2 separate regions of the Homo sapiens genome follow, and region 2 is linked to region 1. Evidence: chromatin contacts called from ENCODE Hi-C or POLR2A ChIA-PET data. All regions are on one chromosome and are shown on one strand. The core of a region is the stretch at or near the end of the contact, and the rest is flanking DNA. Distances in the headings are between cores, read along the strand shown. Region 1 holds the start of TMEM38B (transmembrane protein 38B). Region 2 holds the start of ABITRAM (actin binding transcription modulator).

Region 1 (5,247 bases), core at 842-3,341:
TGCTTGATTTACTTCCTTAAAAAAACCTCTGATGTTATTCATTTTGCCTTATTGATGTTAATAATGGATTTAATGGTACCCCAGAATAATACTGGTATAGACACACAATTCAGTAGTGTCTTAAAGATTACATCATATATTTTTTTAAGTCCAAAGACTAACCATATATTTTGCAAAATTTAAGACTGTTAAAATGTAAAATATTTAAAGAAATAATATCCAGGCTGGGTGTGAGTGGCTCACGCCTGTAATCCCAGCACTTTGGGAGGCCAAGGCGGGCGGATCATGAGGTCAGGAGTTCCAAACCATCCTGGCCAACATGGTGAAACCCCGTCTGTACTAAAAATACAAAAAAAACGTGGTGGCACGTGCCTTTAATCCCAGCTACTCGGGAGGCTGAGGCAGGAGAATCGCTTGAATCAGCGAGTTGGGGGTTGCAGTGAGCCGAGATCGCGCCACTGCACTCGTCTGGCAACAGAGCAAGATTACATATCAAAAAAAAAAAAAAAAAAAAAAAAAAAAAACAAGAAAAGAAAAAAAAGAAGTAATATCCAAACTCTGAGCCTAAATTCGCAAAACTAAAATTCCAAAAATAAGCGAATGTGTAAAAAGTATGGAAAGAACAGACTTAAACAGGAAAGTATAAATATTCACAGGTGGTTTTTTTCCCCTTAGTTTTGCTAGAAAGTGTGCTACAGGTCTAAAGACTTTTCTCTACGGGAAGTGCTTGCTTAGAAAACCACACGTGAAAAGTATTTGAACAAGTCTATTCTTTCTTGATAAGTAATGAAGTGTAGAGATTTACTACAATTTTCCTACGTTTTAAACACTTAGTGTTTAGGGCAGTATTTCTGACATCCAGCAAAATGCTGGTTACATAGTAGGCACGCAAAAAACATTTTGTTAAATGAATTAAAATTAATGAATACATATTCAGATAAAAAAAATTCTCCTTTTGCAGTGCATACACCCGTGAAGCTGTCACCTACCTAGCAGCTAATCACGTTTCTCCAATTTCCTGGTGCCAGCATAATCTGTTCACACATCAAATAAGTGTGCCAAGCTAGTTTTTTTTCTTACCCAAACCTATTCCTTCTTGTTTCCTATTTATCAGAATGCAACCACAATCCTCCTACTCACCCGTTCCTCATTTTATTTGACAAATGCTTCCTTTCCCGCCTGTACAGACTGACACTCACTGACGATATTCTGCTTCTACCCATGTTTCCCACAATTGGTCTCAATTTCTGCTGCCACAGCCTCCACTACCTTTTGCTTGGACCAGTGAATACCCTCTGATTTTCCGTTGTCAGTCGCTTCTCATCAATCTATTCTTAATCTTGTTGCTTCGTTGCACCTCTACTCCCTCACCTTCCACCAAACAACCCAGTTAGCGTAGAGATTAGGAGAAGAGATTCTGGCTCTGAGCTTAACATAGTGATTGATCAAGAATTTAACCTCTGGAGCCAAACTGCCTGGCTTTGTCTGCCATTCGAGGACTTTTCCCAACCTCATTTCTCACTTTGTAGTCAACCCAAAACACCTCCCTCCATCTCCCACCTAGCTTGTGTTTCTCACTTAACTTTTAAAGTCCAGCTCACATGTCACTTTACTCACTTCCCAGAATTGTAATCTTCGTTTCGAACTGCTCTCGCACGGCAGCTATACTTCTCAGTACCTGCTTTTGTACCATTATGTGCGTTTTTTCTCTTTTTATAAAAAATCTCTTTCAGGGAACGCATAGTTCTTGAGGTCAGGATATTATTGTTTTATTTTTATATCTCCAGTAAGTCACAGTGTGACTTGCACTGTGGTTGCTCGATAAATGTTAGGTGAATGACATCAATTTACAGAAATAAATCCAACTCTGAGCGTCTCCCCTTGAGGACCGTGTTTTGTTCATCTGCACGCTCTCCAGGTCCTGCACTGCGCCCAGGACCAAGAAGACGCTGGACCCTTACTAGGAGAACCGAGGCAAGAGCCGGCTGGAGCCGCGGGGAACCCGCTCGCCCCGCCCACCCGCCTAGCGCCGGTGAGCCTGCGGCTCCCGCGAAGCGCGGCCCCGCCCCCTCGGCGCCAGGGCGCACGCGCGGAGCTGGAGCCGGCGCGGAGGAGCGGGCGGCCGCGGCTGTGCCCTCTCCTACTCCTCACCGCGCGAGCGCGGGGAACCAGTAGCCGCGGCTGCTTCGGTTGCCGCGGTCGGTGGTCGTTATGGATTCTCCATGGGACGAGTTGGCTCTGGCCTTCTCCCGCACGTCCATGTTTCCCTTTTTTGACATCGCGCACTATCTAGTGTCAGTGATGGCGGTGAAACGTCAGCCGGGTGAGTGCGGGGCGCCGCGGGCCGGACCCCTCAGAGTGCTCCTGACGGCGAGGACCGTCTAAGTCGGGTGGGTCGGGTGGGTCGGGTGGGCGGCTGAGTGGCCGCTAGCCCAGACAGTTCGATGGTAGAGTTGGAGGGGCGCCAAGGGCCGGTTGGTCTGACTTACTGAGTGCAGATGGGGAAACAGCGTGGGGGAGGACGGAGGCTCTAGTACTCCTCAAAGGAGGCGTGACCTGGGGTCCGCGAGGCCGTAGCCTGGGCGAGCAGGGCCGACCTTGCCAACCGCCCGCAGAAGTCCCAGGACTGACAGAAGCTGCCGCAGCGTTTCGGAACCACAGATATCCGCGCCAGCCCAGGGCTTGGGCGGCCTCCTCGCGGTACCGCCACTCGCTCGCAGTGTCGCCACTCGCTCGCAGTGTCGCCACTCGCTCGCAGTGTTTGAAAGTCATGTGAGGAGACAGCAGGTTTCTGACTCAGTCTCTTGGAGTAATAGATGGTTGCGGACTACTCTCCAGTTATGAAAGTTGTACAAGCACTGAAACAAAAAGCCTCCTGTAGCCAGACCAGGATTCCCCTTCACGCAGTGTCCTAACACCCTGCCTAGCATGTGAGAAGCGAGTGCGTTCCCCTTTTCACAGTCACGACGGACACTGTACAAGCAAGAGTTACCTGGCGTAGTTTCACTATCTGCAGAATGGGGATATAGTCTTGAAACAGCATTTTGAGTTCTTTTAGCAATGCGATCAAGGGACAGTAGTTGTATTTTATTGGATTTTACACCAGGGTGCGTTTGCTCTAATACTGCTTTACTTTTGTAGTTATTCTACTGTGCTTTTAGTTGTATGGACCTCTTCTTTCTTTGAGGTCAGACATTTCTTTGCCTACTTTCTTTGTGTTCTTGCTGTCTTTCATCTGCCTTGCCCTACGGATAGTTGATGAGTGAGGTCTGGAGGATGATGCTGTATCTTTCTTATGGACTACTTACTGGTTTTAAAAAATCCTTAGACCTCAGAAATATTTTTCATTTATGTTGAAGTTTGTAGCTCAGTTTAAATCGTTGGTACAAATTTTGACCTGGATGAGGATGGTATTACTGCATTAAAGTAGAACACATTATCTGCATAAGATATTATTTCTTTGATTTGAAAAAAGTAAGTTTTGTTGCTACTACATGTTCAGAATTTGATTAAAAAAATTTTTTTTTGTATAGGCTGAATCAGATGTTCACATTGTGGTCCAGGGACCCATGGGATTCTCTGACACTGCCAGTTTAAAATTACTTTCGTAATAATATGCAGATGTTATCTTTTTCACTCTCATTTTTTCAGAAGTGTACAGTGGAGTTTTCCAGAGGCTACCTGAGTTGTGATACTGTAACAGAAGGAAGTAGATATGAGAATCTAACAGTTTTCTATTTGAAGCCAGACATTTGTTAGAATGTACACAGTGTGATTCTTCTCACTAAATGTTTTTTGTTTTGGAAAAGTTATTTTTCATAAAGAATACATTATCATTATTATTATTATTATTTTTGAGACGGAGTCTCTCTGTCGCCCAGGCTGAAGTGCAGTGGCGCGATCTCGGCTCAGTGCTGCAACCTGTGCCTCCTGGGTTTAAGCGATTCTCCTGCCTCAGCCTCCGGAGTAGCTGGGAGGCGCCTGCCACCAAGTTCGGCTAATTTTTGTATTTTTAGTAGTGGAGACGGGGTTTCGCCATGTTGGCCAGGCTTGAAGAATACATTATTTATGTTAACATTTAATACATTTACTTTTTAAAAAATGAAAACATGAAGAACAATTGTTGCATAGTGGACAGGTCTATGCAGTCCTATCCCCAAAGGCTGAGGAAGCTGAGAGGCTGAGGAATCCAGTTTCTTAGAAAGAAACCTTTAAAAGGGACTTAAGAACAGAAGCCATGTCTTGGGTGGCCCCAAGGAGATGGTGGATCACCCCATTACCCGACCCCCAACCCCCAACCAGAGATGTGTAGGACAGTTGCTTAAGAGCAGGATTTATGGTAAGTGAAATAGCGTCAAGGTTGTTTGACCTAAGGGCAAGATCGGTAAGTGTATACTTTTACACAAGGAACAGTAGATAAAATATAAATCTTAGAGGCAATCCCAGAACTGGGGTTAATCATAAGTCAACATGGCGGATGTTGGAGTTGCTTTAGCCGCCACAACTATTTAAAATTTTCTCAGTTATAATTTCTAAGATGCTAAGTATTGATACTTGTAGCCAACATAAACAAAACCTTTTGGGGTTGTCAAGAAATTTAAGTCCGATTTTTTAAAAGATGTAATTCACATAGAATCTGTTCACCATTTTTAATAAAAAGTTCTGTGTTTTTGGACAGACACATACAGTCATTCAACTACCATCACAATCAAGATACTGAACGGTTTCCTCACCCACCCTAAATTCCTTCCTGCACTTTTGTGTAAGCTGTCCCCTATCCTTGGCAAGCATTAATCTGTTTACTAATTTTTAGGGATGTAGAGGGCTCCTGAGATTCCATAATTTGAGAACCACGTGATTATTGAATACTTATATAGTATCATACAGTACCAGTACTTGTAAGGAGGTAAAAATGATGGAATTCAGACACAAGAGTGAACAGTGTACCTGTTTAGCCTTTTACCCGAAGTGTGTTAGACTGCCCATTTCCTTTGACAGTTCTATTATTGGTCTTCAATATCTTGCCATTCTGATGATCAGAAAGCAATTTTTCATTTATGTTTGTCATGGTACTGATGTGTTTGTGCCTCTTATTGGTCATTTGTATTTCATGTAAATTGCTTAATTTTTTTTTGTCCATTTTCTTATTGGGCTGTAGGTTATTGTCTTCTATTTACTGTCTTTGTGGATCATGGATATTCATTCTATTTATGTCTGTAGTCCTTTTTTCCCATAACTCTTGCTATC
Region 2 (5,247 bases), core at 813-3,312, 3.2 Mb after region 1:
ATGCAGGTTTTTTTGTTTTTTGAGACGGAGTTTCGCTCTTATTGCCCAGGCTGGGGTGCAATGGCGCGATCTCGGCTCACCGCAACATCTGCCTCCCGGGTTCAAGCGATTCTCCTGCCTCAGCCTCCGGAGTAGCTGGGATTACAGGCGCCCGGCACCATGCCCAGTTAATTTTTGTATTTTTAGTAGAGACAGGGTTTCACCATGTTGGCCAGGCTGTTCTTGAACTCCTAACCTCAAGTGATCCACCCGCCTCTGCCTCCCAAAGTGCTGGGATTACAGGCCTGAGCCACCGTGCCTGGCTGCGTTTTTCATCTTTAAACATCATAAAAACGCCTCAAAACTAGTTTCTCTGAAATTTCACACCCATCAGCCTTATTCCCTTATCTTCTCGGAGGAAGACTTCCCTCCACTTCTTTCCAGGCTAGGAAAGGAATATCCTCCATATTGCCACAGGACCTAGGCCTATTAGTACTCTTTCTTGGACATCTGCAACCTCCAACCTTCCTGCCTCCACTGATTCAAACTCTTCGCAGTTCTTAAATGTGCTAAAGATCCCTCCACACCAAAGGTCAATCGTGGATTCTCTCTTAATTTCCTGATAACTGCTTCATTTTCTTCCCTTGCTCCTTCGACTATCCACCTCTTGGCTAGACATCACATGCATGATTACATATACCAGGTAGATCACCAATACGCTGATTAGGCCTAAATGCCTAGCCCTGACTGAATTAGCCCAAACTTACCACTAAACCCACATTTTCAACCTCCTGATAGAATCACAAGCATGTCTCACATGCACATCAAATGCGACCTGGAAAGCAAAGAACTTGCTATTCTTCCCCCAAATGACAGTTCCCACTATTTGGGGACAGACCATTTCTACTCTATGTCCCCAAGCTGAAAAACTGTCTTTGCTGCCTTTTTGCTTACTCTTCATACGGATCTATTCATTGATTAGTTCCGTGGCTGTCAATATACAGTTGAATTCTTTACGATCCGGTTTGTGGCCTACATCCAACACCGACTGAGCACTTGCTAAGTACTGGGATCTGAAGATTACTCAGCCACTGTCTCCACGGAGATCATCGTTAACGGGAGAGAAAGCCACGTAAAACACCACGTTAGATGGAGAAGCACAGAGGACACCACCTCCACGAAAAAGTCTCACACGCGAGAAAGGACCCGCACCACAGCACCCGAGCCTCTATTAACCGCCGCCTTCCATCGTGAATTAATACTCTCGCTTTCAGCGTTATTATCAACCCCCTGCAAGCAATCAAGAGGCTGGGTTAAGTCCGGCTGGAGGGGCAGCAGGCATCCCTGGGCTGTCGCGCCTCCCAGCGCCCCCGATGGAGCAGGTGGCAAGGCTGCAAAAAGAATTTAAGGCTCTAGGAAAGAGGTGGTGCAGCCCGCACTCCAGTCCCCGGCCCGCAGCAGGCAGAGGAGGCTCCGGGTCTCCTTCACCCGGACACCGCCGGCGGAGAGGTCCACTCCCGTGCCCCTACCCTGGATGGATCGCTTACCTGAGGACCCCCAAACAGAGGTGCGTCCGGCCTCGCCTCCCCAGCCACGCGCAGCCGGCTACCCAGAGTCAGCTCCCACAGTCCGCACCCAGAGTCGGCTCCGAATTGCGCACGCGTCTCTGTCCGCGGCTCCCGCTCTCTCTCCGACGGCACTAGGCCTCCAAGGATGGAGGCGCCCTCCAGGGGAAAACGCTGAAGCGCTGCAAAGAAGCCAGCGACTCAATGGGTGCGTCAACTAGGCAGCCGCAGCACTGGGAGTGCGGCGCGGGAGTGACGTCACCAGGCGGAGGGGGCGAGGCCGGGCCCGCTTCTGGTCACTTACGGCGGCCGGCCTTCTTTGTAGGCCTGGCACCGTAGAGGTAGAGGAGCTACATTGGCCGCGTCCCCTGTCCCTCTGCCCTCTTGCCCATCTGCCCAAACTTTTGTATTTGATCTCTGTTTTGATGTCGAACCCCAAAGCACTGTAATTGGGGGGGGCGGGGGGGGGGGTGGAACCTGCGGACCTGAGAGCAGCGCGCGTGCGCACGACACGCGCTGTGCGCCGGAAGAGCACGCCCAGTCCGGGCTGCGCGGAGGAAGCGCTGGGGTCCCGGAGGGCGGGGGTGGCGGCGCCGGAGGTCGCCATGGCTACCGAGCCCGAAGCCGCGGAGCCGGTGGTGCCTTCGCTCGTGGATCGATACTTCACTCGCTGGTACAAACCGGGTAAGTGCGGAGTGATGTTGATCCCTCCTTGGCCGCACTGGCCTAATGCTGTGTAGACTATGTTGACAGATCATAAGCCACGCGCGCTCTCCCTGGCTCTCCGTCCCCACGTCAGAAGGCACTGGACTTCTGTGTTCCGTCTAGCCCCAGGGAATGGCATTTGCAAAGACCTGGTGGCCTGAAATACTTCAGGGCGCATTCTGGGGCCGGCGATTGCAGTGCGAGCTCTAGGGTGTTGCTCGCAGTAAGATGAGTACTCTAAACGGAGGCCCCAAAGGTAGGCGGAGGGCTAGGTTGCAACAGTCCTTAAGTGCCTGGAGGGATTGAGGGGCTCACTCTCACAGGGAGTAGCGATACATAAAATTATTTAAATGATCAGATCGAAACTAAGGTAGAGGCAGTAGGGATGGCGAGAAGAGGGTGGGTTAGATTAGAGACATTTAGAAAGAAGAAGAATCTATACATTTACCTTAAGAGACGCCATCTGCCACTTAGAAGTAGGTATTCTTTTTGTACTGTTTTGTGTAAGCAGAACCAGTGGTGGGAGCATCGTTGGGGACTCTCCTTTCTTCCTTTCATTCAGTGATAATGGTTATACTCAGTTTAAAAAATATATATTGTAGCATATTTTCTGTTGGCCAAACATAGGGTGACCAACCTGTCCTAGTTCACCCATGACTGAGGGGTTTCCCAGAATGTCGGACTTGCACCAACATCAGGACAGTCCTGGAAACCACCAACAAAAAATATATATCATAAAGAACGGGATGCTAATTGCATTTTCCTAGCAAAAATACTACGTGTACTCATTTTGAAGTGAGTGTAAAGTAAGATGGAGCAAGGAGTTAATTACCTTAATGTTGAATAAATTATTCTATCTGGGCCAGATCTCTTTAAATACTTTCTAGGAAACCTTTAGGTATGTCTTTTTGAGTAATGAAGGGATACCCGTGATCAGCATGCAGCATGTATGTGTCCAGTCTTCATTATCAACTATATGACCCAAAGAAAGTACCACATAGTGGTAGTAAATATTGATTTCAGCCACCAACAGACTCATGTATTCTTCTAGATGTCAAAGGAAAATTTTGTGAGGACCACTGTATACTACAGCACTCTAACCGGTAAGCAAATTGGGAATTTTAAATTATCAAAAATTTTTTTTTCCTGGTATTGTAGCCTGGTATGGTCTTGTGGTCTTGGATTGAACAAATGTTCACTAAACAAACATGCATTAATTATCTTCTACTGTGTTGAAATGGTATTATTATAGGAGTTTGTTTGGCAAGAATGAGTATTCCAGTGCCTGGCCACTCTGAACATATAAATTTGATTACTCAAACATCCAAATGGAGGACCACATCATCAGCTGCTACTTGAAGTGGCCAGTCTGTGCCCAACTACTGAACTGTTCAGAGCCCACAGAAAGGGCTACGGTAGAGACATGTATGGTATCTCGTATACACAGGCATGCCTTATTTCTTTGTCTTCTACCCCAGTGCTACCTACCTAAAGACCTCTGGTACTCTTCCCTTTCCTGGGAAAGAAATTCAATCTTGTTTTCTCTTTTATTATTGTATTCTCTATTCTACAGTTATGCCCCAATAGTAGCCAAAGGAAAAAGGGGGAAGATGATAGTTTGACTAAACAAATACCAGTTCATACATTCTTGTTCCAATAGGAGTTATGGGAGGAAAAATTATTCCAAGCAATCACACAGGATCAACTTTTTCTCCTTGTAGAATATGTGTCATCACATTGGCAGAATCTCATCCAGTTCTTCAAAGTGGAAAAACAATTAAAAGCATTTCCTATCAGATCAGTACCAACTGTAGCAGACTTCAGAACAAGGTCTCTGGGAAATTTAAGCGGGTATGTTCCTGTAATTCTGTGATTATCTACTTACATCCTCTATATTCATGGTAATGACAGATCCAATGAACCTTAGAATCCAGTAGCATATGCTTAGCATACTTCTCTAGCAGTTTGAGGTGCTAATTTTAGGTATACTTTCACCTAAAGAAATTCTCAGCTCCCCCAAATTAGGTATCTCAGGAGGTGTAGTATCTGTTATATTAGGTTCTGTGCTACTATCCCTATAATGCCCAGGATGGAGGAGGGGGAAGGCAGGCCTTTGAAAGGAGAACTCTAATAGCAATATAACAAGATATTTTGTCCCTTCTAGTTGTATTAAACTAGTATGTCGAGTTCTGTAAAATTTAGGTGACTAACTCTTCTTTACCATATATTTCCACATGTAAATTAAACAGAAAAAAAATTCCCAAGGGAGTTAGAAAAAAAAAAAGAAAAACATGGGCCGGTCACAATGGCTCACGCCTATAATCTCAGCATTTTGGGAGACCAAGGTGGGTGGATCATGAGGTCAGGAGTTTGAGACTAGCCTGGCCAACGGGGTGAAAACCCATCTCTATAAAAATACAAAAATTAGCCAGGCACAGTAGTGGGCACCTGTAATCCCAGCCACTCGGGAGGCTGAGGCAGGAGAATGGCTTGAACCTGGGAGGCGGAGGTTGCAGTGAGCTGAGATCGCACCACTGCACTCCAGCCTGAGCGGCAGAGCAAGACCAAGACTCCGTCTCAAAAAAACAAAAACAAAAACATGAATACGAGAAAATATATTTGCTCCTTACTGTTTTTCCATTCCTAAAGCATTGTCAATGTAATACTCATGTACCCACCCCCTGTACCTGCACACAACACTCGGTTATATAGAATGCTATCTCTACCCTCTGTAACTCTAGGCAAAATGGACAGATTATTAAAAGAGTATCATGCCAAGGAGAATTTAGTGACATGTTAAAATGTCTTAACAAACCCACTGGTTGGGAAAGTTTCTGTGGATGATTTAAGTCGTTCATTTACTGAGTTCATACTAAGAGTTTCTGCTAATTGCTCTCACTATTCTAGGAGACCCTTATTCAAACCCCCCTTTGTAGGCCTGAAGTCCCCTAATAATTACTGATTTATTGTGCTTTACAATTACTGATTTTTCCTCACT

What was found. Hi-C counts contacts between places; a loop is a spot of excess contacts on that map. ChIA-PET counts read pairs that join two places held with the same protein, here RNA polymerase II (POLR2A). Pooled maps may share reads with other maps.
Region 2: a map of naive thymus-derived CD4-positive, alpha-beta T cell shows a loop between it and region 1 (21-fold over the local background). The contact joins the promoter of ABITRAM here to the promoter of TMEM38B in region 1. A Hi-C loop is called at or near these places in 1 of 168 maps with a recorded cell type or tissue (naive thymus-derived CD4-positive, alpha-beta T cell) and 10 of 50 pooled maps. POLR2A ChIA-PET finds 5 or more read pairs at or near these places in 1 of 52 experiments (T-cell).

The regions. Positions count from the first base shown.
Region 1 is chr9:105,692,450-105,697,696 of GRCh38, forward strand. It overlaps TMEM38B (transmembrane protein 38B), which reads left to right and starts at 2,092. Exons shown (of 6, transcript NM_018112.3): 1 at 2,092-2,323. The coding sequence starts at 2,212. RefSeq lists a silencer at 1,926-2,195.
Region 2 is chr9:108,932,338-108,937,584 of GRCh38, forward strand. It overlaps ABITRAM (actin binding transcription modulator), which reads left to right and starts at 2,063. Exons shown (of 6, transcript NM_017832.4): 1 at 2,063-2,228; 2 at 3,301-3,352; 3 at 3,971-4,100. The coding sequence starts at 2,150. It overlaps ELP1 (elongator acetyltransferase complex subunit 1), which reads right to left and starts at 1,787. Exons shown (of 37, transcript NM_003640.5): 1 at 1,527-1,787. RefSeq lists an enhancer at 1,030-1,259 and a silencer at 2,010-2,289.